Regions from separate parts of the Mus musculus genome. Here regions 2 and 3 are each linked to region 1. Evidence: chromatin loops called from intact Hi-C (ENCODE). Cell type or tissue: left cerebral cortex. All regions are shown on one strand.

What was found. A loop is a pair of places that touch in the nucleus more often than their neighbours do. Peaks named below come from ENCODE experiments on the same cell type or tissue, not always from the same donor. Only the 100,000 strongest peaks of a DNase experiment are listed, where the experiment ranks them.
Region 2: a loop joins it to region 1, with 5 times the contacts of the local background. A loop is called at or near these places in 9 of 42 quality-filtered maps.
Region 3: a loop joins it to region 1, with 3 times the contacts of the local background. A loop is called at or near these places in 11 of 42 quality-filtered maps.

Annotation. Positions count from the first base shown.
Region 1 is chr13:14,059,703-14,067,702 of GRCm38, forward strand. Ggps1 (geranylgeranyl diphosphate synthase 1) reads right to left here and starts at 3,786. Exons shown (of 4, transcript NM_010282.3): 1 at 3,504-3,786. It overlaps Arid4b (AT rich interactive domain 4B (RBP1-like)), which reads left to right and starts at 4,082. Exons shown (of 24, transcript NM_194262.2): 1 at 4,082-4,330; 2 at 5,123-5,177. The coding sequence starts at 5,172. In left cerebral cortex, no CTCF peak of the experiment used is centred here; DNase peaks (open chromatin) are centred at 3,035, 3,478, 3,847, 4,836 and 1 more place; H3K4me3 peaks cover 3,457 bases; H3K27ac peaks cover 1,734 bases.
Region 2 is chr13:13,949,675-13,957,674 of GRCm38, forward strand. B3galnt2 (UDP-GalNAc:betaGlcNAc beta 1,3-galactosaminyltransferase, polypeptide 2) reads left to right here and starts at 5,000. Exons shown (of 12, transcript NM_178640.3): 1 at 5,000-5,245. The coding sequence starts at 5,131. In left cerebral cortex, CTCF peaks have their summits at 1,362 (motif pointing left) and 4,640; DNase peaks (open chromatin) are centred at 4,414, 4,791 and 5,495; H3K4me3 peaks cover 2,044 bases; H3K27ac peaks cover 943 bases.
Region 3 is chr13:14,615,478-14,623,477 of GRCm38, forward strand. Psma2 (proteasome subunit alpha 2) reads left to right here. Exons shown (of 8, transcript NM_008944.2): 2 at 535-611; 3 at 1,260-1,392; 4 at 3,825-3,947; 5 at 5,248-5,329. Among named protein-coding and RNA genes, the nearest start is that of Psma2, 6.2 kb to the left of the region's middle. In left cerebral cortex, a CTCF peak has its summit at 3,490; a DNase peak (open chromatin) is centred at 3,486.

The sequences.
Region 1 (8,000 bases):
GCTAATGAATTCCTGGGAGATGCTTGTTCTGGCCTAGTCTAGTTCTGGGATTAGGAGTTGTGCAACTTGGCTTTTACAGGGGGATCTGAAGTTGGCTCCTTATGCTTCCTAGATTCTTCACTGACTGAGCCCATCTCCTCCAGTAGCTCTCTATTAAAATCAAGGAATCAAAGTGATGTATTTATTGTTCAGGTTGCTCCTTAGGATCAAACACAGACACATGCACACTTTTTTATTTTTTATTTTTATTTTCTTTGAGTAAGAATTTCCCTATGCAGTTTGGGCTGGCCTAGAATGAAAAATCCTTTCTTAGCCTTCAGGTGCTATGATTACATGTGTATCATCATGTCCAGTGAAAAGCATACTTTAAAAAGTATTCATTTATTTAATTTTGTATGTGTGGTTGTCTCGGTTATTGCTTTTATTGCTGTAAAGAGACACCATGACCAGTTGGATGTGGTGGCACATGCTTTTAATTCCAGCATGTAAAGGCATGTGAATCTCTACGAGTTCGTAGCTAGTGTGGTCTGCATGGTGAGTTCCAACACAGCTGGTACTATGTAGAGAGACCCTGTCTCAAACAAAGTAACAAACAATTCCACCAACAAAAAAACTACCACCACCAAAAAACAACCCATGATATTATGACTAAGGCAACTCATAAACAAAATATTTAATTGGAGGCTTGCTTACAATTTCAGAGGATGAGTCTATGACCATCATGCTGGGGAGTGTGTAAACAAGCAGGCAGGAAAGCATAGTGTTGGATCAGTAGCACAAGGTGTACATCTTATTCATAAACCAGAGGCAGAAAGCTAATTACAAATGGCATGAGCCATTGAGGGTTGGGGGTGGGGAAAACAGGACTGAAGCCCCGAAGGCCAGCAGAAAGAATGGAAACAGGCAAATACAGGAGGTAATAGGGGGAGTGGGGAGGACCCTCTAGAATGTACCAGAGACCTGGGTGGTGAGAGACTCTCAGGACTCAAAGGGAGGACCTTAGATGAAAAGCCCTACAGTGGGAAGAGGAAACTTGTAGAGTCCACCTTCAGTAGAAAGACAGGACATCAAGTGGAGGGATGGGGTTGCCACTCCACAGTCAAAAACTCTGACCCAGAATTGTTCTTGTCTAAAGAACTGCAGGGACATAAATAGAGAAGAGCATGAGGGAAAGGAGGTACAGTGACAGGTCCAAATGGGATCCAGCTCAAGGGGAGGCCTCTAGGGCTGACACTATTACTGATGCTATGGTGTACTTACAGAAGGAGCCTAGCATGGCCGCCCTCAGAGACACCCAACAAGCAGCTGAAAGAGACAGAAGCAGATATACCCAAACAATGGACAGAAGCTGGGGATCCCTGTGGTTGAATTAGGGAAAAGCTGGAAGAAGCTGAGGAGGGAGGGTAACCTTATAGGAAGACCAGCCGGCTCAACTAACCTGGACCCCAAACTCTCAGACACTGAGCCACAAACCAGGCAGCATACACCAGCTGATATGAGCACCCTGACACATATACAGCAAAGGACTGCCTGATCTGGAATCATTGAGAGAGGACGCAGGCACCTAACCGTGGAGAGACCTGAGGTCTCTCCCAGGGAGTGGGGAGGTCTGGTAAAGTTGGGGTGGGGGAATAGGGTCATCCACATGGAGATGGGGGTGGTGGTGGTAGAGCAGGTATGGGATGAGGTACATGGACATGTTGCTTGGTTCTTAGAGGTGAACAATAAAGAAGATGCAAAGAAGGAAGGAGGCAGATAATGTTGGTAACATCATTCTGGAAGAAGATTGTTAAAAAAAAAATTTTTTTTTTTTTTTTGGTTTTGGGTAAAGTCCAAAGGCTAGCAGCCATCTCTTCTCAACTAGAGTGGTAGCAAGAAGCCAGCTGCTATCTTGTTTGCATCCTGGAAAACACATTTGACCTAACTTATAATAATGAGGTCACTTTTCAAGAATTTGCCTCTTAGTCGACAGCAAGTGACAGTCTGCACAGAAATTAAGAGTCCTTTAAATTCTGAAGTTTTCTTAATCTTTCCTATTTCTCTACCAGTGATGAATTAAACACTCTTCCCTTTGCTCACTCACATTAACAATACTCATGTGAGTCATTAATGTTCTTTCCCCCAAAATATTTACACATAGTATTATCAGTGGAGGGGTAAACATGAGAACTCAATGTTTGTGAATACTGAGAAACAATGTTTGGTATTTTTTTTCTTAAGAGCCTAAGGCAGTTTGAGTTCTATACACTCTTGAAAAATTTTTTTTTTTTTTAAATCCACAACTGTCAATTTATCACAGTTAGACTTTTCGGCTTCTCGTGTACTAGACTTAAATTTAAGAGGTAATAATGGCTGAGGGGCACAAGCTCAGTTTTATATGGAGTCACTACAGAATGTCTCTGAATCTGACACCATTTTCCCACTTTCAAAATGAAAAGCTCGTAGCAATTTGTTCAAAGAGTAGATTAGTATTTATGCAAACAGATTGTTTCCACTGTAGAAATGCAATTGTAGCTGCCTCTCTAATTGTCCTCTATATACTTTTTTCTTGAGACAGGGTCTATGTGGCCTAAGCTAGCCTGGAACTCATACTGTAGATCAGGCTGGTCTTAGCACTTGTCACCACCACAATGCTAAGCATTTCCTCTTCTTTTGGGTGCGTTATCATTTTAGCAATTCAAGTTAGGAATCCAAGATATCCTATTGTTCACTGGGCCATTGGACCAGATAAAAACTGTTTTTAATTTTTTTTTTTTTCCTTTTTTGAAGACAGGGTCATCCTGTTTCAGTCTCCAGGGTACTGGATCAAAATTCCTACCTCACCTCTCTGGGCCTCAGTTCTTCCTACTGGGAAGTCTTTTTCCTGAAACAGGTTTCCTTTCCTTTAGGGACTTCCCTTAGTAACTCTGGCTGGCTTCTTGAGTCAAGCTTAGTTCTCACACTCTCAGGAAAACCTTTCTATACCTCTCGAAGCCAAAGGTCCTCCTATCAGGTTTCATTTTGACTAGACTTCCGTTCAGGAAGTTATACATCCCCTCTTTCCACATGAGGACTTCTAACATCTCAGAGGGTGAACTCTGAGCATCAAACATTCATACAATATTGAAAATTTCATGCAAAGTATCTCTCTCTCTTTTTAAAATAGGCCGGCTCTGGCTTGAGACTAGCGACACAGATATGGGTCACCGAGCTCAGCTGTTAGGCGCATAGCAAGAACCTTTGACTCCAAGCCCCGGGGGGCGATGGCTCTGAAGGAAAAGAAAGGGCTCCACACAGGCATAGCTGTAATAAGCTCGCAGGCGGGCTTCTTCCCTGCGCTGCACCGGTGGCCCTTCCACTCTTTCCGAGCTCCTCTGCCTCCCCTCATCCCAGCACCCGGCCGGCAGTCACTCCGAGCCGGGTCAGCATCCGGGTCCTCTCTCCCTCCTTACTGCTTCCTCCTCCGTACCGCCCCCTCCCCCGCTCCCCATCCGGGTCCCCCCTGCCACCGCGCTGTTGCTCACGGTTCCACGATGATCTCAGACTTGAAGCCGCCGCCGGTACGAGACTAGCAGTGCCCACATCGACTTCTCAATTTATTGTTCTGACTGCGGCTCTTCAAGAGGCTTCCTTGGAGCCCTCCCACTATTTCACACAGAAATCTCTGCCCTCCTCAGCGGCCAGCGACGCCGCAGCACTCAGTGCAAGAAAATACGCCATCCCTATCACACTGCGCAGGCGTCGTATGCCACCTCCCCTCTGCCTCATGGCCGCGCCTCCTTCCCCTCCCCTCTCTCGTCGAACGCAGGCAAGTGGGCATTGCGGTCTTGGTAGTTCTAATGTCCGTCAGTTTACCGATTGGCCTAGAAGACTGGACTACAATTCCCAGAAAGTATTGAGGGATAACTTTCTGTTTCCATAGAACTGGTGGGTAAATGGCGTCGTTGTTTGCATCGCTCAAACCAATAGAAACTTGGAAGAGGCGGGCTCCAAAGAATCCTACCCAATCCTAGGTCGTCTGAGAGGCATCCGGGAAAGAGGTAGGGGAGGGGCAAAGGGCCGAGGGGAGGGGAGAAGGGGCAGGGGGGCCAGAGAGGGGGGAAAGCGATGTTTGCCCGTCAGTCGAGTCCGGAGTGAGGAGCTCGGGCGCTGGAGCGGAGGGAGAGTCTCGAGCCGCAGTTTGCCGCCGCGACGGCCACCGCCTGGACTTCTGCCCGGAGGGAGCCGCTGAAGGTCGGCCGCCGTGTTCCTCTGGAGGGCTGTGAGACCGGGGCCCGGACCTCCGTCCGAGAGGGATTTTTTTGTCGCCCCCCTCCCCCCGCGAGGGAGCCGGAGCGGCCGCCAAACAAAGGTACCAGTCGCCGCCACGGGAGGAGGAGGAGTCGGAGCCGGAGTCCCGGCCGCCGGCGGACCCGCAGCTCCTTCGCTCTCTCTCCCCACAGGCCTGCTGGTGTTGGGGGTGGGGGGAGGCGGATCAGGGGGCTCTGGCCGCAGGGCTCAGACCTCGTCTGTGCCCGAGGTAGGGACATTCTTTTCTATGGGGGAAGCTCCGGGCCGGGCCGCGCATCGGGGCAGATGGCAACGGGGCTGAGTCGGCGCTCGCAGCGGGGCCTCGGCCTCCTGGGACCCCCGCCCCCCGCCGCGCCGAGCCGGAGCCGCCCTACCCGGGCCGCACCGTGGGCCCGGCGGCCTCGGGCCGCCGTGCTGGGAGCTGGATGTCCTCGGTGCCCGGTCCCGGCTCCCACTTGTGGGCCTTGGCTCGGGCGGGACGCGGGCGGACGCTGTGGGGCCGAGCCTCCGCAGCCCAAGGGCCCGCCGGTTCACCGAGGGCTCAGTCCGGGGGCTCCGGGCATCGCGGTTCCGTAGGCTTGGACGGTCGCAGCCGCGCTTCAGGCCGCGCCGGACCCTGGGCTTGTTGTGAGTTTTCTTCTGACAGAAATGGCGTCATCGTGGAGGACGGGGGAAAAGTCCGTGGAGTCGCGACAATGGGGCGGCGGGCGGTGGGGGCGGTAGGGGCGGTGGGATGGCGCGTGCCTGCTCGGGGCTCCTGGCCCCGCTCGGTGCCGCCCCCGCCCCTACGGCCTGGGGCGGGGGTGGTGGTGGTGCCGGTGGTGCTGACCCGGTGTCTTTGTTTCCCCTCCAGGTGCAGGTGAAGCTGGTGTCGCCGTGGGGATCGCGGCCCCAGAGTCACCATGAAGGTAAGGCGTCACTTAGCCAGTTTGAGTGGCTTTCGAATTCAGGAAGTGTCGGGGCTGTAGCAGGCCTGCGAGTTTTGCAGAGGCAGGTGTGTGTGTGTGTGTGTGTGTGTGTGTGTGTGGAGTGGCTCGGTGTGGAGCTTTCCCTGACAGGGTCAGCTGGAGCGAACATCCACAGGCTGTGTGTTTCGAAGTTATGGAGTCAGTTAGGAGATAACCTCACCCAAGCTGTTCAGGTTTCCCAAACAGAACAGCACCTTTTGCATGGAGCCGAAGGAACAACTGCACACATTAAAGCGTCTTAAATCGTAAAACGGAAAGCTGGTCTAGTAACCTGAATATTGAAACTGTAGTGGGTCTCTCTCTCTGTTCAATGATGAAAGGAAATGTCATTTGATTATGTGACCGGGACCGTAAATTTTAAGCAGAAAGCAAAATACTGAAGATGTTTAAAGCAGTTTGGTGCTCCTTCCCTAAAGAAACCCGAGTTGGCCTGCTGTGCCTTGTATTTCTAGGGACTTAGGTTTCTGTATGGTTTCTTTTTCTCACTGTTGGTGTACTGATCTTGGAGTTGACTCTTTTAAGATATGTTGTGTGTAATGGGCAGGTTGTACTGAAGTAAACATGTTGACCACAGAATAGCTTCTAAGAAATGTGTCTAAGAAGTAGTCTGTGTATTGATGGAATAAATCACAGCTGTTTTAGTTTTTTTTTTTTTTTCATATTGGTATGAAAAGCTTTAGGTATCTGAAAATATCTAGATTTAACTGTTGGAACTTTGATACTGGAAAATTTTTCTTTAAAATCTACTACAAATTCAGATATGCTTGGAAAGCGTGTGTATTGAAGTGTTAGAATGTAAATGACATCTACTTTTGACAGTTCTTTTGGGATTCTTTTTTTTTTTTAATTTAATTAATTTTTTTTTAAATTTTAATTAATCCAGTGAGGATTGCTTTTGTAGGACTGCATCCAGGTACAGTTTCAAAAGCTTCTGTTTGTAGACTACAAATGCTGTTGCCACTTTGTGTTTGTCTCTTGTACAAAGCAGTTTAGACCCTTTTAAAGGTTTTTTTTTTTTTTTTTTTTTTTTTTTTTTTTTTTTTTTTCCTCTTTTTGAGTTTGGGGCTCTGTAGAGGCTTGGCTTTTATTTTCTAAGTTCCTGTCTTTCATATGAATGAAAATGTAACCAGTGTTGTATGAGAGGTGGAACCTTTTTGTTTGTCACAGATGTACAACCTGTATGAAATAGTGAAAAGTGAGTGTCTTAGGGCAAAGTGAAGTTTTTAGGGAAAGCATATATCTGTCTTGTTGTTGGGTATGACTGGAGGAAAGCTTTAGGTTAACTGATAAATGTATACTGCACAATACATTTGGAAGCTGAATACATTTGGAATAAATGTTGTAATCTGTTAGTTCCTGTTGTGATGTCTGGCACATCTTAAATTCTCAGTAAATGTTTGTCTGAAAGGGAGGTACTGAGTTGAAGATGTCAATATGTTTTTGTTTTTCTTAATTTTCATTTTCTGTGTAAAAAAAACTTTTCTTTTTGAAGAGAAAAAAAGGAAGGAAGGAAGTAGGTAGGTAAGTCAGGTGTGAGGGTGCGTGACTGTTTCCACTTCCCATTGGTGGAAGGAGGATCAGTAGTTCAAGGACAGCCTGGGTTAGAGGCTAGCCTGGTCTACATATTGAGTTGGAGGGCAACAAGTCTACAGGAAACTGTTGTCCCCAACAAATAATCAAAATAACAATTAAAAATAAATATGTTGGAAACTTTAGCCTTAAAAGTTTCATGGTTTTAAACAAATTCTACTTTTGTGTGTATCTGTAACTGCTTTTAATATAAAGGTACTTTTTACTAGTAATGTTTAAAACAGTTGTTAAACTTTCAACTTTATAAAGAAACTTTCTAATTTTAGCTTAGGAAGTTTGGGGTAATCTATTCTTACTAATCTCTAGTACTAAAATATTGCCCCCAAGGGCTGGAGAGGTAGCTCAGTGGTTAAGAACCTACTGCTCTTTGTAGATAGGAGTTGGGTTCCCAGCACCTATAACTCCAGCTTTAAGAGATCTAACCTCCTCTCACCTCCACTTCTTGCAGCATTTATTTACATAGTCTCACACACACACATAAGTAAAAATAATAAACATAAATCTTAAAAAAAGAAGTTTCCACTAGGTGTAATGGCACACCCCTTTAATTGTCAGCACTCAGGAGGTAGAGGCTACAGACCTTAGTGGGTTTGAGGCCAGACTAAGCTGCATAGTGAGACTGTCAAAGAAAAAAAATAAAATGAAGGAAAGCTGTTTGGTGTTGAGTATATCAGGCTCAATTTTGTGTGTGAAAACAGTTTTATGTAGCTTGTGTACGTGTGTGTGTGTGTGTGTGTGTGTGTGTGTGTATGTGTGTAAATGACATTTGAGCTACAGAGTGATTTTATGCTGTCTGTTAAATCTTATCAAACAAATTTTACTTTGAAGCAAGTTTTAAGTTTGAATTATTTGTCTTAACTACTAATGTCACTAAGAATTTTATTGTGTCAGTATATTGAGATAATGATAAGCTTTTGTCTTAAAGTCATTAAATGTAGAAAAGTCTAAATGTAGAAAAGCAGTTTCCCTATTGTACAACCTTCAAAAACCAATTTACACAAAGCATAGTTATGACTAGTGTGTCTGTCTGGAGATCTTGTAGTCTGTGAGAACTGTGTCTTGTCACATAAAAGCAGTCTGCTTTGGGATTTGTGCTGCCGTCGCTGTGGACACTGCTGTTGGGTAGAGGTTGCTGGTGTCATGTTTTTTTCTTTTCTGACAAAATATTAACAT
Region 2 (8,000 bases), 110 kb before region 1:
CCAATCACAGGTCTCCTGCTGTACTAATATTTAAATTAATTGGACAGGGAAAATCCTGCCATACCAACTCAAGCAACATAGCAAGATCTTGTCAAAAAAGGAGGAGGAGGAGAAGGAAGGAAAGAAGGAAGGAAGGAAGGAAGGAAGGAAGGGAGGAAGGAAGGAAGAAGGGAGGGAGGTTGGGTGAGAGGGAGGGAAAAGAAAAGAACTAAAAAAATGATACTGACAGCCAAGGTCAGTGTGGTCTAGAGCAAAATAGATGGAGGCACATTAGCAAAGGCTGAGGCTTGATGGTGCAGTGCTGTGGATCACAGCCTATGTTACAGGAAGAATGTGAGTCTTCATGAGAGAACTCTGCAGAGCTTTAGCTAAGTGCCATCAGATCCATTGCCTAGGGCCAGGTTTCCTGGCATATACTCTGATACAGGAGGTTCACAGGAGACTATTATGGGGAGCATCCAGAATTAGAGCATGGAAGAAGTTGAACTAAGATTCTATTGTCACTGAGACCAGGAGATGGCTCTTTAGAGTTTCCCCAAATCTTTTAACCCCTGTTCAACTGGTCACTGGGTGCAGGTTGTCTCAGGAGAAGAGACTGTATCCCATGCAAGGCAGCCACTTCCAGTCACAGGCAATTCCAAGCACAGACTCAGCACCACACAGGTAACAACATTCCACCCTGGATGGCAGGGTGCACTTCAAAGATATGTAGCAGCAAGTCTCCAGGGCACTTGTCTGGGTGCTGCTGCACCTTCAATCTGCCTGTCACCATTGCCACCATTGTCACTATTGTCAGAGAATGCCTGAACCTCTACTTCCACATTTCCTACTACTAGGAGACCCTCATCACTCTCAGTTCTTGGCTCAGCAGCCTGAACGATCCTGTGGGAACAGGTTGGATCTTGTTGCTCGTCCTAGCAAAGCCCATTTAGTAGTGTTCCCATTCATTTCAGAACAAAAGCCAAGTCCTTACTGCAGTTTACATCCTGTCTTGCTGGAGTCTGGATCTCCACGCTCACCTTCCAGTATGTTATTCACCACTTCTTGCGGAACGTCTTTGCTGGAAGCTCCCTTCTGTGGGGAACTGAAGACCTTCGTCTTTCTTTCACTTCCAGGAGAGAACCCTGACTCGGCGGCACAGTGAAACTAGAGCAGAATGAGGAAGCCTTGGACTGAGATGTGAAGAGCTGCATCTGCTGGGTAAAAGGTAACTACCTTCTTCTAGTCCGTGTACAGCCATTTACTCAGGGGAATTCAACTGTCCGCTAGAAATCCACAAGTAATCATTTAAATCAGTGTTTCTCCACCTACGGGTCTCAAGCAACTAGGACAAGAGGGAGGGCCAGCGTCCCCTAGTGGACTGTTTTGCCTGTAATGTATGGATATGTACCACAAGCCTACATGGTGCCCTCAGGGATCAGAAGGAGGAAGACATCAGATATCCTAAAATGGTTGTTGAAGGAAGTCACTGTGAGCTGCCATGTGGGTGCTGGTGAAAGATCCTGACAGAATGTAAAAGGTCACAGAAGCCCTGAAACTGGCAAAATAGATTTCATTGTTAGTAGAACTAGCGTCACTGATTTAGAAAAATAGAGGTGCACAATGCTCTGGCCGCTCCTAGAACCTGTGTGTCTGCCAATGTTCTGACCAGGTGTGTGCCCATTGCTGCACCTCACTGCCAGGTGTTTGTGATATTGGTTGCTATATTGGTTGCTGGGAAAGAGTCGAAAAATCTCCCCAGCAACCACAGTCCGGGCCAATCAGGAGTTGCTGCACCTTCATTAGACTCCTTCCTTGTTTCCCTCCCATACCCATTTCTTGAGGAATCAATCATTTTAGAATAGACATTGTTTAGATCTGGAAATCTCACCTTCTCCTTTCCCCCTTAAGGACCTATAAAAACTGGGACCCCTTTTCCCTCAGGGTGGACAACTCTACCCCTGAGTGGGATACGAGTCGTCCCCAGAGTTCTGGCTTTCCCCGAATAAAGCCTCGTGTGGTTTGCATCAAGCTTGGTCTCTCGTGAGTTCTTGGGGGTCTGCTATTATCCTGAGTCCTGAGCGAGGGGCTCCTCAGGGAGTCTTTCACTGGAAACCAAGCCTGGGTCTCCTGCAAGAGCAACAAGTGCTTTTAACTATAGAGCCATTTCCCTAGGCCCATCGTAGTTTTTAAACAGAGAAAGTTCTACCAAGAAAGGTAGAAACCTGAGTCACAGAGGACCTGAGTCTGAAGGGACTGAGGTAGCAAAACAAACTCCATTTTGGTTTTTTAGACTCCATCTTAGGTTTTTGTCCTCAGAGTGACTTGTCCCCCACCCTTGAGTTCTGGAAAAAAACAAAACAAAACATGAGATCTTGACAGTTGCAAAATAGGCATAACAGCTGTAGTCAAGCGATAATACCAGGGTGGGCTAAGTAAACATGAATCATTCCCAAGTCATGAAGCTTCTTTTAGGTGTGTGCTCCCTCCTTGCGGTTTGATCAGATGCTGTAAACCAATCAGCTTAAAGGCCAACATTCCTTTATCCTCTTACTTAATCATTTAACTCCAAGGCTTGCCAATCCCTACTTGCGTTTTTTTCCTCTATAAACCCCATGCCCTAGACTTTGGGGTCGCTCTCCTATCCTATTGCACCAGGATAGTTTGTGGCCCAGGTTCAAGCCTGAATAAAAACTCTTGTGTGCATAGCCGGGCATGGTGGTGCACACCTTTAATCCCAGCACTTGGGAGTTCGAGGCCAGCCTGTTCTACAAAGTGAGTTCCAGGATAGCCAGGGCTACACAGAGAAACCCTGTCTCAAAAAAACCAAATAAATAAATAAATAAATAAATAAACCTTAAAAGAAAGTTATAGAAATTATTCTTCCTTAGAGGGAAAGGAATATACAGAAGTTGGTGATATCTGCCAAGCAGCTATATATTTCATCCTTTAATTCTGTTACTCTTCAAAAGGAAAAAAGTGTTCTTTCCTGTCTTCAGGACTCTTGTTACTAGGGGTCCTAAAGTTACCCCAGAGTATTGAGACACTAGTGCTCAAATTTTCAGGGCATACTGTGCTAGCCAGCATCTAGGATGGTTCCCAGTGATCTTCGACTCCTGGTAGTCACCTGGTGAATACCTGAACACTGTGCACACAGGTATCCACTCTATAGGGCTTTTCTGTGTGACCAATTGACTAACCCAGAAGTGACAATGTGTCTCCATCATTAAAACGTCTGCCATCTGAGTAAGCAATGTTCAAAGCAGACTCTTCAACCACCATGAAGCCTTCAGATGACTGCAGCCCTGGCTGATGATATTCCTGCAACTTTGAAAACGAACTAGAACTTAGCTCCCAAATTCCTGATCTGTACTAAAGTCTGAGATATGAAATGATTATTATTGTTTCAATTATTCTGGATTTGTAATGAATAACAAATACACGAGTCCCCTCCCCTTTTTGTACAGGTTGGGCATCAACCCAAGACTGCCCATTGGTAGGTAAGGCCCTACCATTCAGCTTCATCACCGCTCAAACAAGTTTCTTCTCATGGGAACAAATTTGACCACGTGAGTTATTTTATTAAGTACATAATAAAACAGTACAGTAGAACACAGCTTTTACCTGATTAAACTAAATTAAAAAATTGAAATTAAAAACATTGCAAAAATAGCCAAAGAAAAAGCTATCTTAAGGGGCTGAAGAGATGGCCCAATGGTTAAGAGATCTGGCTGCTCTTCCTGAGCACCCAATTTCAGTTCCCAGTACCTACAGGGTGGCTCACAAACACGGGGAAACTCCAGCTCCAGGGGATGGGATAGACGCCCCCCCCCCCAGCCTGCACATGCGTACACACACAAATGAAAAAAAAAATCAAATAAAATCTTTTTAAAAAAGTCAATCTTAACAGTGTCAGGTTGAGGATATAGCTCAGTTGGTAGAGGGCTTGCCTAGTAAGGATTAAGCCCTGGGTTCCATCCCAAAGCACCACTTGTGGAGATGAAGACAGAAAGATCAAGAGTTCAAGGCCATCCTCTGCAGAATAGTTTCCTGTTAACTACGTGAGACACTGGGGGCGTCTGTGTGTGTGTGTGTTACTACAATTGCTTTTTTAATACAAAACCGCTACTCAGTGGCAATATGGTGCTGAGCCTGAGAGGTGGCTCCAGTGAAGTCCGCTCGTTTCCTAACGCTGGTTGGAGATGGATCTTTTGCAAACCCAGCCCTCACACATTTGGTCACCTCAACTTGGTGGGAACTTTTCAAAGTCATCTGGCAGCTGAAGCTCTCATTTCTGTGCTTCCCGACAGTTACCCTAGTGAGGAGCGCGTGCGCACCCAGGCAGCCTCCAGATCCGGGCTTCTCCTCTGTCCTCGCTTTCCATAGCAAGCCCCGGTGTTTCTCGTCCTCCTCACCCGCCGTTGCTTACTAGAGGGAAGCAGGAAACTCCCTGCTACTCGGCGCTCAGGCTCCCCGCTGCGCTTCTTATGGGATAGGTCAGGGGAGCACACTATTATTTCGTTGAGCGCTGAGGTGCCATACAAACCTGCCCCGACTGGGCAACTGCTCCTCGAGGTCATGCGCCCTGCAGCAATGTCCACAGCGGAGGGGGTCGTACAGCAACTTGAGCAGTTAACGTGCAGGTTCCCCGTGTGCGGTACCCGCCTTTACTACAGGGGAACCCTAGCAAGAAGGTGGATGCGCATGCTCAGTGTGCCGCTAAGGCACCGCGGCCGGATGAGAGACGCGCATGCTTCGTGTGTGCACTTCGCCTCCAGCGTTGCGTAGCAGCACGCATAGCTCTCTGGGAAACGTAGTTTCTCGGGCTTACAATCTCAGGCACGCCTCCCTCCTGGGCTCAGCGAGGGACTACCGCTCCCGCCCTTCCGGCAGACAGGAGCGTGCAGGGACGCGGACTGAAGGGCTGGGCGAGAGCGAGGAGGGCTGAACGGGTGGGAAGGCCACGCACGCGGGGGCGTGGCCTTGGCCGGGAAGCGGCCGCCGCTCGTGGTGCGGATCTAAGGAGAGAGCGGCGGAGACAACGCCAGGCGTGGGCGCGAACACTCCTGGTGGCACTCGGTGTTCTTAGGTCCCCTCGCTATTGGCCGGGACGCGGGAGAGCGCGGCGGGGGCGCGAGGTGGGAGCGGCCAATGCGAAACTGGCTGGTGCTGCTGTGCCCTTGCGTGCTCGGGGCCGCGCTGCACCTCTGGCACCTCTGGCTCCGTTCCCCGCCGGACCCCCACAACACCGGGCCCAGCGCGGCAGGTGAGGTGAGGGGCTGAGTCGCTGCGCTCGTGGGAGGCCGCGGGGGATGGCTGAAGGGGCACAGGGAGGGCTCGGACGTCCCAGAACGGACGGAACAAGCGAGTCTTTCTTTAGTGTCGGGCGAACCCAACTGTTCGTTTCTTATCAGCGTGTGCTCAGCGGCCCGCGTCGTGGTCGAGGGAGGGCCCTGGTCACAACTTGGGGCGCTTCTCTCCGAGGTGGGGTGGGGGAGCGAGCTTGCCGGTGCTGACGGTGTTGGCTTTGCGTGTCAGGACTCACTTTGCAGCGAGGAGGGACGGACTGTACTTTGTGGTCTCTGATCATGAGGTGAGTCAGGAAAAGACCTAGACGTGAACTAGGGTTCAGCTGTGAGTGGAGTCGCCCCTGTATTCTGCTTGGATAGCTTGCTAATTAAGGAGCCTAAGAATACCGGATTCTTCTTTAACTTCGCGTACATTTGTTCCCAAACTTCATCCATCGTGGGAATGAAATCTTTGTTCTCATTCGCCTTACAATCTGAAGGTGCGTTTGCCCACAGTGCGTATCCAGTGTTGTCCTGCCACCCTCAACACTACTTTCTTGTCTCCTGTGTGTCATTTTCAAGTTTTTCCCGGAATGCTTATATATGTCGAGAACTCTATAGCCATTTTAAAGATAGGGTAATGCTTTAATTTTTAACTACGTTAGGATTTATCTTACCATTTCATATCCAAACAGCTGTTTTCTTTTCAGAAAGTTTTAAAACAGTTCTTCACAGCCATCACAGAACCAAGTCTTATACCTTATTTAGCAATCCTCAAAACTCCGACTGTTACCAGATTACACTGGGGTTATTTTAGTAGTGATCTCTTTTCCTATTAGACAACCACCATTTTTTTGGAAAGGCTATTTGTGTGACTGAAAAGAATGACTTCCAAGTGGTATAATGAAAGTACATTATATGCGTATTTAGCTTGTGAGACTTTTACAAACTAGTTAAAAAAGGGCCGTACATACAAAATGCTTGGCCACCTAACATCTGTTGGGGTTGTGCTCTCTCTCACTCAAAGATGAGTGAGTTGCTGGAATCTACACGCAGAGCCCACTGTAGAATATATGTGACCTTAACATTAACAGTCTTTTAGCGTTCAACACAATAAACCTTGCCTTTGAGCTTGTGTTTAAGTAAGACTGCAAACAACTTTTGGATTTGGAACAGATTTTTTTCCTGATGTCTTAGTGCTTATCCATTTAGGATAGACTGGATTAAGCAAGCAAACTGTAGGAAGACTTAGGGTTATATGGGGTCATACTAGTTGTAAAAATTACTTTTGTGTTGATATCAAAGCTTTGTCAGATAATCAGTAGGATGTTTTAATTAGACAGATTCCTATCCCACTCTCCTCCCCTGGTACTTCAAAAACAAAAGCAGAAGTATTTTGATTGCAAAAAGTTCCCACAGGTCTTTTTCCTATTTTGCTGTTGAAATATTTAAAACATTTGGGCATTTTTACTTTCTGACCACATACATTAAGCCTAAAATCTGAGATTTTACTAAATATCTTTCTCTTGAAATAACACTTTAAGATTTATTTTGGCTTCTTTTCTGCTACTCTGTCTGGATTCCCATTTAAGCCACAATAGTACTTGTTTACATTTGTGTGTCTGTGTTTATGTGCATGCGTGTGCACTTGAGTGCACAATTGGTACAGCATGGAGCTTTTGCAAACGTTGCAGGACAACTTGTGAGTCAGTTCTCTCCTTCCACCACATGGGTTCTGATTTTGTGATGTTCAGAGTTTGATTATCAGACTTAGCAAGCCCTTTGACCTGATAAATCATTTCATTAGTACAATAACTTTTTGAAAAGGAAATTTATCTTGCCTGAATATTAGAAAAGCCCTCTGGCTAATGGTTGGTTCAGCGAACAGTAGAGGGCTGCTGGGCCATCTTCTCAAGCAGGTCAGAATTAGCAAATAATTAATGTAAGGTGCCGGCCTGCCAGGGCTTAACCATTTGAAAGGGAAGACGCATAAGACTATGAATATATCATGGAGATGGTGAGTATGATGAGGAAAAACGAGGTAGAGCTCTAAGAGTTGATCAAGGAAGGCCCATGTGGAAAGGTGACAGCTGAACAAAAGGACCTGAGGGAAGTAAGTCATGTCAGTACTAAGATTAGCAACTTTTCTAAAGTAGTGACTTTAAACAGCTGAAACCAGCCATGGAGCACAGCTAGTTAGGAGGAAGGTCTCTTGTGAAATACAGCACACCATAGGTACAGACAGGAAAGGAAATCATAGCCAGGGGATATAAACTGTGACGATTTTTGCCGACTGGTTTTGGACAGTGCCTTAGCAGAAATTATGCAGTGATCAATATAGAAATCAATATAGATCAATATAGATCTTATGTAATTGGGAAAAGGCTACTCTTTGTAAGGTATCTAGAAAAAAGGAAGCCAGAATTGTAAAGAAAAGTGGCTTATCACCAAGTACATATTTGTATAGCTAGGTGTAGGGCTGGATATCTGGGTCCAGCTGCTTGTTGACAGACTGGGCAAGCAGTTCAAAGACAAATTGAGCTTAATGTCCAGCTTTTGCCTAGGGTTGGCTCTTCCAAAAGTATCCCGCTATGCTATATCTCAGTACTTCAGTTCCCATGAATATAAGCTATAAGAATTTAGTCAGCAAAACACTCAGGTCAGTGCCTGAGTCACTCCTGGAGTTTTGGTGAGTGTTTGGGTTTTACTGCTGTGAACAGACATCACAACCAA
Region 3 (8,000 bases), 560 kb after region 1:
GCTACATCCTCAGTCCTTGAGTCTTTTATATAACAAACATCTCAATGTTTTCACAAACAGATTTCTTTATTATAACAGTCCTTTAAAAAAAATGATAAGGTTTAGCTAGCAGCTTACATTTGGTGAAGAATGGTAAATGAAAGAAAGAAATTGGCGTGGACTGGTTTGCGTTCTACCAAACGTGTTCGTGGGGATTTTGTTGAAAGAGGCAGTGGGCTACTGGGACTCATGAGCACAGCAGCTGCCTGAGTTCTCGGTACACTTGCCTGCAGTGGGGAACAGAGGGAGTGGGAATGCTTTGCTAACCAGAGATGGGGAAAACAACAGCAACAGAACACAGGAAGAGAATTTGTGCCCATTCGAGACTTGGACTAACTCCGTAGTCTGGTAAGCTTAGCTTCCAAACACCTTCAGGGTAGATTTCAAAGGCCAGAAGGTTTGATTAGTGAGGCTTGGCCTCTGTTTTCCTTCTGTCAGGTGTCCTGTACTATTTTGAATGTGTGAACAGAGGGAATGTCTCTGTTTCTTTTCCAGCCCATCTGGTAAGCTTGTCCAGATTGAATATGCCTTGGCTGCGGTAGCTGGAGGGGCCCCGTCAGTGGGGATTAAAGGTAACTCAGTGTTTCCTTCTCTTCAGATGCTTGTTAATAGTTAGCTGAAGTAGGTGTATGTGCATAAGCCTTAACAGTCTTTGTTAGAGAACTTTGAAGTTAAAAGAAATAACATTCTGAAATAGATGTTAAGTCATAATTCTTAGTGATCTTTGTGTTAGATTAAGGAATTTTGAAGTTTTAAGAAAGTAGCATTCAGCACAGTAATTTAAAATTTACAGCAAATATAGCATTTTAATCTATTGTGATAATTCATAAGTTGACTTTCATTCAGGAAACTATTGTTTTCATTGGTTCTATTTTTCTATGGAGTTTTATCTTCTTTATCAAGGGCTAATTATAAAACATCTGAAGATAAAATTATTGTATGTTCTAGTATCCTTATAGAGAAATTTCTTATTATTTGTATTAGAAGGCTTAACTAGATTAAAGCCAATAAACCTGAAAATATTGAGAGAGACTGGGTAATGCCTGCAGCTATGGGGATTTTACTTTTTTATTTTTTATTTTATTTTTTGGTGTTGTGTAAGGATCCAGAAAAAGGTTTTACAGTCTAGAGAAGGCAACAAGTTTGAGTTTAATGCATCTGTAAGTAGAAGGCTAATGAAGGATACATTGTAGTATTAATCTTTTTTTCTTCTTTTTAAGCTGCAAATGGCGTAGTATTAGCAACCGAGAAAAAGCAGAAATCCATCCTGTATGATGAAAGGAGTGTTCACAAGGTGGAGCCCATTACCAAGCACATCGGTTTGGTGTACAGTGGCATGGGCCCCGATTACAGGTATGTGTACTGTTTGTGATGTTTTCTCATCACGTCGTCCTAATTCTTCTTTGGTTTCAGAGTCATGGCAGCCTGACGACAGCTAAGTTTTGTTTGCCTGCAAGGGTTACTTTATGGAGGTTGGTCTTGTGATGCATGGTTGTAAAACAGGTGACTAGTGACATGCCTTTCTTACCTGGCTTTCTCATCACTCTCTCATTCCCTCCATCCAAGGACTCGGTAGGAAGGGCTTTGGTGTTTTAAAGCACCTTAAAAATGATTGAATGCATTCATGCTATAATGTATTGTTACAGTGGTTTAGGCAACAAGAAAAAGCAGGGCCATGTAGAGTTAACATCATTCTGTTTATATCTGCTTTTCTCAAAGGGATAACTGTCTCTAAGGTCACTGAAGGCTTCTGGATGGCCAGGCAGGACTCAGGCATATAGAATTGCTTCCTCTGAATTCCACTGGAAAAGAGAGTAACACTTGTTACATTGAGGTCCCAGTAAGTTGAAAGAAATTAGCAGCTTTTTACCATGTACAATTAAAATGAAAATTAATTTTAGAGGACAAGGTAGAGCCCCGGAGTTATTGAAAGAAAGATGAAATTTCAAGACCTATAAGTCGTACAAAGTACTCAGAAATTGCTATTTGTTTGTGAGCCTAGAGGCTGCCTGGGGCTGAGAAAAAAGAAAAACAAACCTGGGCATGCCCCGTAGTTAAAACCTTCCTGGGAACAGCTTAACCTTAAAGATAAAGAGGAATGTGAAGACATAACAGGGCTATCTGAACTGAGTCAACAACTCACAGAACTCTGACACCCTGCACGTACATGTAATTTTTCTGCTGATGTTTGAATAAGCCAATAGTGTGTCTAGTGTGTTGCTATGCTGAATTCCACACCACCTAAGCCCCTTACCCCATAAAAACCCCTAGCTTCCGAGCCTCGTGGCCGACATCTGTTATCTCCTGTGTGGGATGCATGTCAGTCCGGAGCTCCGTAATTAAACGACCTCATGTAATTACATCAAGGTGGTCCTTTGTGATTTTTTTGGGTGCACGCCGAATCGGGAATGGAGTGGGGGTTTCCCCACTAGATTCTAACATTATCAAAACATGATTTGCTTTCCTGCCCTGGAAAGTTCTGTACCACTGTGTAGAATGGACACTGCAGAGGACTATTGATGAGAAAATAAACTTACGGGAAGGCTTGAGTGTCAGTGATAAAGTGCATGCTTCAGATAGAGTAGCGCATGAGCAGGTGGGCTAAATCCTTTTCCTATATTTGATTGCTATATAGTTAGATTAGTCAGGTGATTTGTGTGTGTGTGTCTTTGTCGTATTAGACTAGTTTACAGGTAGCCTGGGCAGTCCAACATTGGCTGTCTGCTGGCAGAAAGGCTGAGAATACAGAAGTCGTTCAGTACAGAAGGCTACATGTCTCAGCAGACCCAGTCTAATCCTGGAGTCCTGAGGGATTCCTGCAGGAGGCTGCTGTTGTCTTCAGCCTGTATTGGAGTCCTGATAAAGGTTTGTTAATATAGACGGCAGCAACAGCATAGACACTGTCCAGCTAGAGTAAGGCAAGGAGCCTAAAGGAGTTTCCTTCCTTCTATGACCTTTTTATCTGGGTTGCCATCAGAAAGTATAGCCCAGATTTAGTGTGGATCTTCCTGCTTCAAATAATCTGATTTTTAAAAGTTCCTTACAGATGCTTGTATCTCTGTTAATTCCAGTTATAGTTATGTTGACAACCAGGATTAACCATCACAATTGAAGGATTTCATGCCTTGTTTAAACAGTAGTTTCTTAATTTTTTTTTAAAAAGCTTTGAAATCTATTCTGAATTGTAGACAAAAAAAAGGTAGATTACAGGAAAGACAGAGAATGTGACAAAAATGCCCAGACTTATATGTGTATATTCATATGCATCTCTGTTTGGGATGGCTGTAGTGTGGTATAAATAGACTGCCTGCCCTCAAGACAGGGGGCAGTCTGGAAGATGTCACAGAGGGAGACACAAAGCTCTCACTTTGTTCAATAAATCGGTTACCTTAATACAGTGTTTCACCTGCATGCCTATCTGCATCATATGCATGCAGTGCCCCCAGTGGCCAGAAGAGGTATTGCATTCACTGAAAATAGAGTCAAGATAGTTGTGAACCACCGTGTGGGTGCTAGGTGTTGAATCTGGGTCCTCTGTGCACTTAATGGTTAACCTGTCTCTCCAGGTCCCTTAAATCTCTTACTAACTCTAGTCCCTGCTTCTCTTTCTGTCGTTTCCTACTGTGATTCTCTAATGAATCTTTTCTAAAGTGAGGCTAACTCTGAGCTGATGACTGCTAAAGAGAGACAAGTGCTATGTTTGTATCATATGTTCTTTTAGAGGAAAGTTGTGGGGGAGTTAGTAGTGTGTCAAAATTTTAATTGTTTTTTTTCTGTTGCCTTAGAGTACTTGTACACAGAGCTCGGAAACTTGCTCAGCAATACTACCTTGTTTACCAAGAACCCATTCCCACAGCCCAGCTGGTACAGAGAGTAGCCTCTGTGATGCAGGAGTACACGCAGTCAGGGTGAGTCACTGTTAGTACTTGAAGAAATGCATTATGAATTTGAGGAAGAAAAAATTGTGTGAAAGAAATCAGGTACATAGAAGTCGTCTTATTCTTTCTGTATTTAAAGCTGAACAAATGAAGAAAATCACTGATAACAATTGTTTCTGGATTTGACTTGAAATAATTTCTTAAGGTAAAATGTGGCAATATGGTGATATACCTGTAAACCTAGTATTCGGAACACTGAGGAAGGTAGATGGCAAATTCAGGGCAAATTTAGGTTGCATAGTTAGATACTGTCTCAAAATGGAGGAAAAAGGGGAAACTGTTCTTACCCAACAACAGACATCAGCATCTTGATTTTAACAAAGTCCTTTGCCTGTGTTCTTTGTCAGCTTTAGTGCTGACACTAAATTAAATTAGCTTTTTAATCTGAAGTGATGGTGAAGCATGAAGACAGCAATAACATTTTAATTCCAATATTCTTTTGTTGTTTAAGATTTATTTATGTATGTATTTTATGTATATGGGTATTTTGTCTTCATGTGTGTCTATATACCAGAAGAGGGCATTAATTCCATGATGATCATATGAGGACTGCAGTTAGAGATGGTTGTGAGCTATCATGTGGGTGCTGGGAATTGAACTCAGTACCTCAGGAGAGCAGCCGGGACTTTTAACCTCTAAGCATTTCTCCAGCCACCCAATATTCTTAAATCATACCGTGACTGAAATAGTGTAAAGGTGACTGCTGATACATAAGCCTAGTAGGAAGGAGGCATTTATGAAATGTTAGTACCGGCTTCCCCATGCTTAGATAGGAATACCATATATAATCCCAAAGTGTGTGCTTAGCCACTTTGTGTTGAGCTAACAAAATACCTGAGCCAGGTTTATTTAGTTCAGAAGACTGCAGGTCCAAGGACATGGTTCATAGTTATTACATGGCCAGAGGCCCACAGTAAGAGGCCCACTCCATAGAAACTAATTCACTTCTACAAGATCAAACCTACTCTGAGAAAAAACATTAACCCTTATCTAGGATGGAATCGGTGACCTAGTGTCTTCCACCATGCATCATTTCTTGAAGGTGTAATTTTGTAATTATGTAGCACTGAGAAATAATTTCTGGTGAACTTTTAGGAACTAAACCACTTGATTTGGATTTACTACTGTTATTAACAGTAATAAGGACAATTCATTTCATATTGGTTCATTTAGAAGTTAAGTCTAACTCAGTTTATTTGGTAATTACTTTTCTTGTGAATATATTTAAATTCTTATATTATTCCAAATCATTTTTGTTTTTTTCCTATAGTGGTGTTCGTCCATTTGGTGTTTCTTTACTCATTTGTGGGTGGAATGAGGGACGACCATATTTATTTCAGTCAGATCCATCTGTAAGTATCATTACATATATTTGAAATATTTATTAGAATTGTTTTTTATACATGTAATAAAAGTAGAAACCATAAAACTTTAATATTTAGCAGTATTTTCCTTCTTTTTCTCTTGTTTTTAAAGGTTTGGTTTTACCTTGAATTAATGTGTATTCTTGTGTGTCTGCGGGTGTATGCATGCGACTGACTGCAGGTACTTGAGGAGTCAGATCCCACTAAGGCTGGAGTTAAGGTCCGGGGCCGGCACTCAAGTCCGCTCTGAGAGCAGGATGGGCTCCTCTCTCTCCCTCAGCCATTTCTCAAGCTGCTTTTTTTTTCTTTCTTTTTCTTTTTCTTTCTTTTTTCTTTTTAAAGACAGTATAAGGTAGTACATATTTGTTTGCTCATTCATCATTTTTATAGTGCTGTCTTTGATAAGCTATATGATACACTAGATTTCACCATTTTTTGGTCATGTTCTTTAGCATGTACTAGAATGCACATGTACTAGTTTTTGTAGTTATCAAATTTCATTAGGCCTCTTGAACTCTGTTACTTTGTGACTCTGTTCCCTTGGCAAACACTTGAGTCGGATGTATAACAGGAGGCCAGTGTTATAATGTTTGTCATCAATTTGATGACAGCTGGGATTTACAAGGCGTCTTGATCGCTCTGTCTTTTCTTTTTTAAAAAAATACTATTTATGTCTTTATTTTATTTATATGAGTACACTGTAGCTGTCTCAGACACACCAAAAGAGTGCATGGGATCCCATTACAGATGGTTGTGAGCCACCATGTGGATGCTGGGAATTGAACTCAGGACCTCTGGAAGAGCAGTCAAGTGCTCTTAACCACAGAGCCATCTCTCCAGCCCTGAGCTGTTTTTTCCAAAGCAGAAAGTGATATCTGGATCTGGGTTTATTCTACCCAGGTTTATTGTTGCATTTGCTGTGAGGAGAAGCCCAAGAAAAAGTTCAAGGTTAAGCAGTGAAGTTTTGTTTATTAGATAAGTACAAGTCCTCCTGATGCAAGCCTTATAAATATCTTACAAATTAAAATGGCAAAACAAAAGTAACCGAATTTTGAGTCCATCTGTGAGCTTCTGAAGCTAAATGTCTGGTCTGTGGTCTGGCCTTCCTGGCCAGCTGAGGGCAGTCCCTTGGGACTGTGTTCACACTTTGCTGTCCTTTTCTGTACTGTATACTATACTCTAACAAGATATACCCCCGATAAGCTTTCCTCTCATTTTTACATTCATGTTTGCTTTTCCCAGATGTGGCTGTTACACATAGGGCTTCTCAAACATTCTACTTGCCCCCCTTTTCACCTGGGAAAGTAATTGTAACCATGGTAAATATAAAATACGCAAGTAAATACACAAGTAAAATATAAAAAATAAAATAAATACACAATGCACTGGCAGTGAGTCACAGACCTCGCTGAGAACAGTTCTTTGATATATATATATATATGTATATATGTGTATATATATGTATGTGTGTGTGTATGTATATATATATATATGTATATATATATATATATACACATATATATTTAGCTTTTTATTTAAAGCAGAAGCAAGTTTGCATAGTAATGAGATGGATGAGCTTGTTTATTTTTACAGAAAGAATTAAGTCTTTAGAGAATATTCGAATCTGCAGGGACTTGGAGCTTCAACATTTTTTCCGAGTTGATACTTTGATTTTATATTTGTCAGTGCTAAGGATACCACTTTACATAAATACTTGCTGCAGAAATGTTAGGAAAATGCCTAGGGTCATTTAAAAAATGATTGCAAATTCTAACCCCAATCCAAAATCCATTTAATAAATCTTTTTATGAAACTCAAGTCAACAACCCAATAATAACTTTAAAGTTAAAAACAGAAAATTCTAACAGTGGCATCTGTGCTGAGGAATGATGATAGGACAACCAATCCCTGACCTATAGTAGTCTCCAGTCAATGTTGGCTGGTGCTGTGTAGCATGTTGGCGTAAACAGTAGAGTGCATGTGCACATTCTGAGGCAAGGCTCTGGGGACATAGTGTGGGAGAGGGCTGCCTTAAAACACCTTGGATTCCTATTTTTGGTTTTTTTTTTTGTTTTTGTTTTTGTTTTTTGAGACAGGGTTTCTCTGTGTAGCCCTGGCTGTCCTGGAACTCACTCTGTAGACCAGGCTGGCCTCAAACTCAGAAATCCGCCTGCCTCTGCTTCCCGAGTGCTGGGATTAAAGGCGTGCGCCACCACTGCCTGGCAACACCTTGATTTTGAGCTAAATTTTAGTTGTTAAATATTTAGGAACCTTTCACTGTTGCCAAACTTTTCATGGCCCCATTAAAATATTCAAAGGTTTTGATACTTTTAATAAAAGTCCATCTCTATTCAGTAAAGATGATAAGGGTCCCTAGGTTTATAATGTGATACAGTTTAGATGCATTCACTCCATTAAGCTATCGTTTTTGATATTTTACTTTAATTCCTACTTCCGTTTATCTTGCTTTAAAAGTATATAATAATTGCACTAATTCATTGTTATCTGTTTGATGAGTTTTGATATGTGTATATGTATGTGTGTGTATATATGTGTAAATACCAAACTAAACCATTACCACAGTCATTAACCTAAGTTTATTCATGATTCTTGTTTTTTGTTCTATAGCCTTTAAACAAAACTTATTCTATGAAATTGC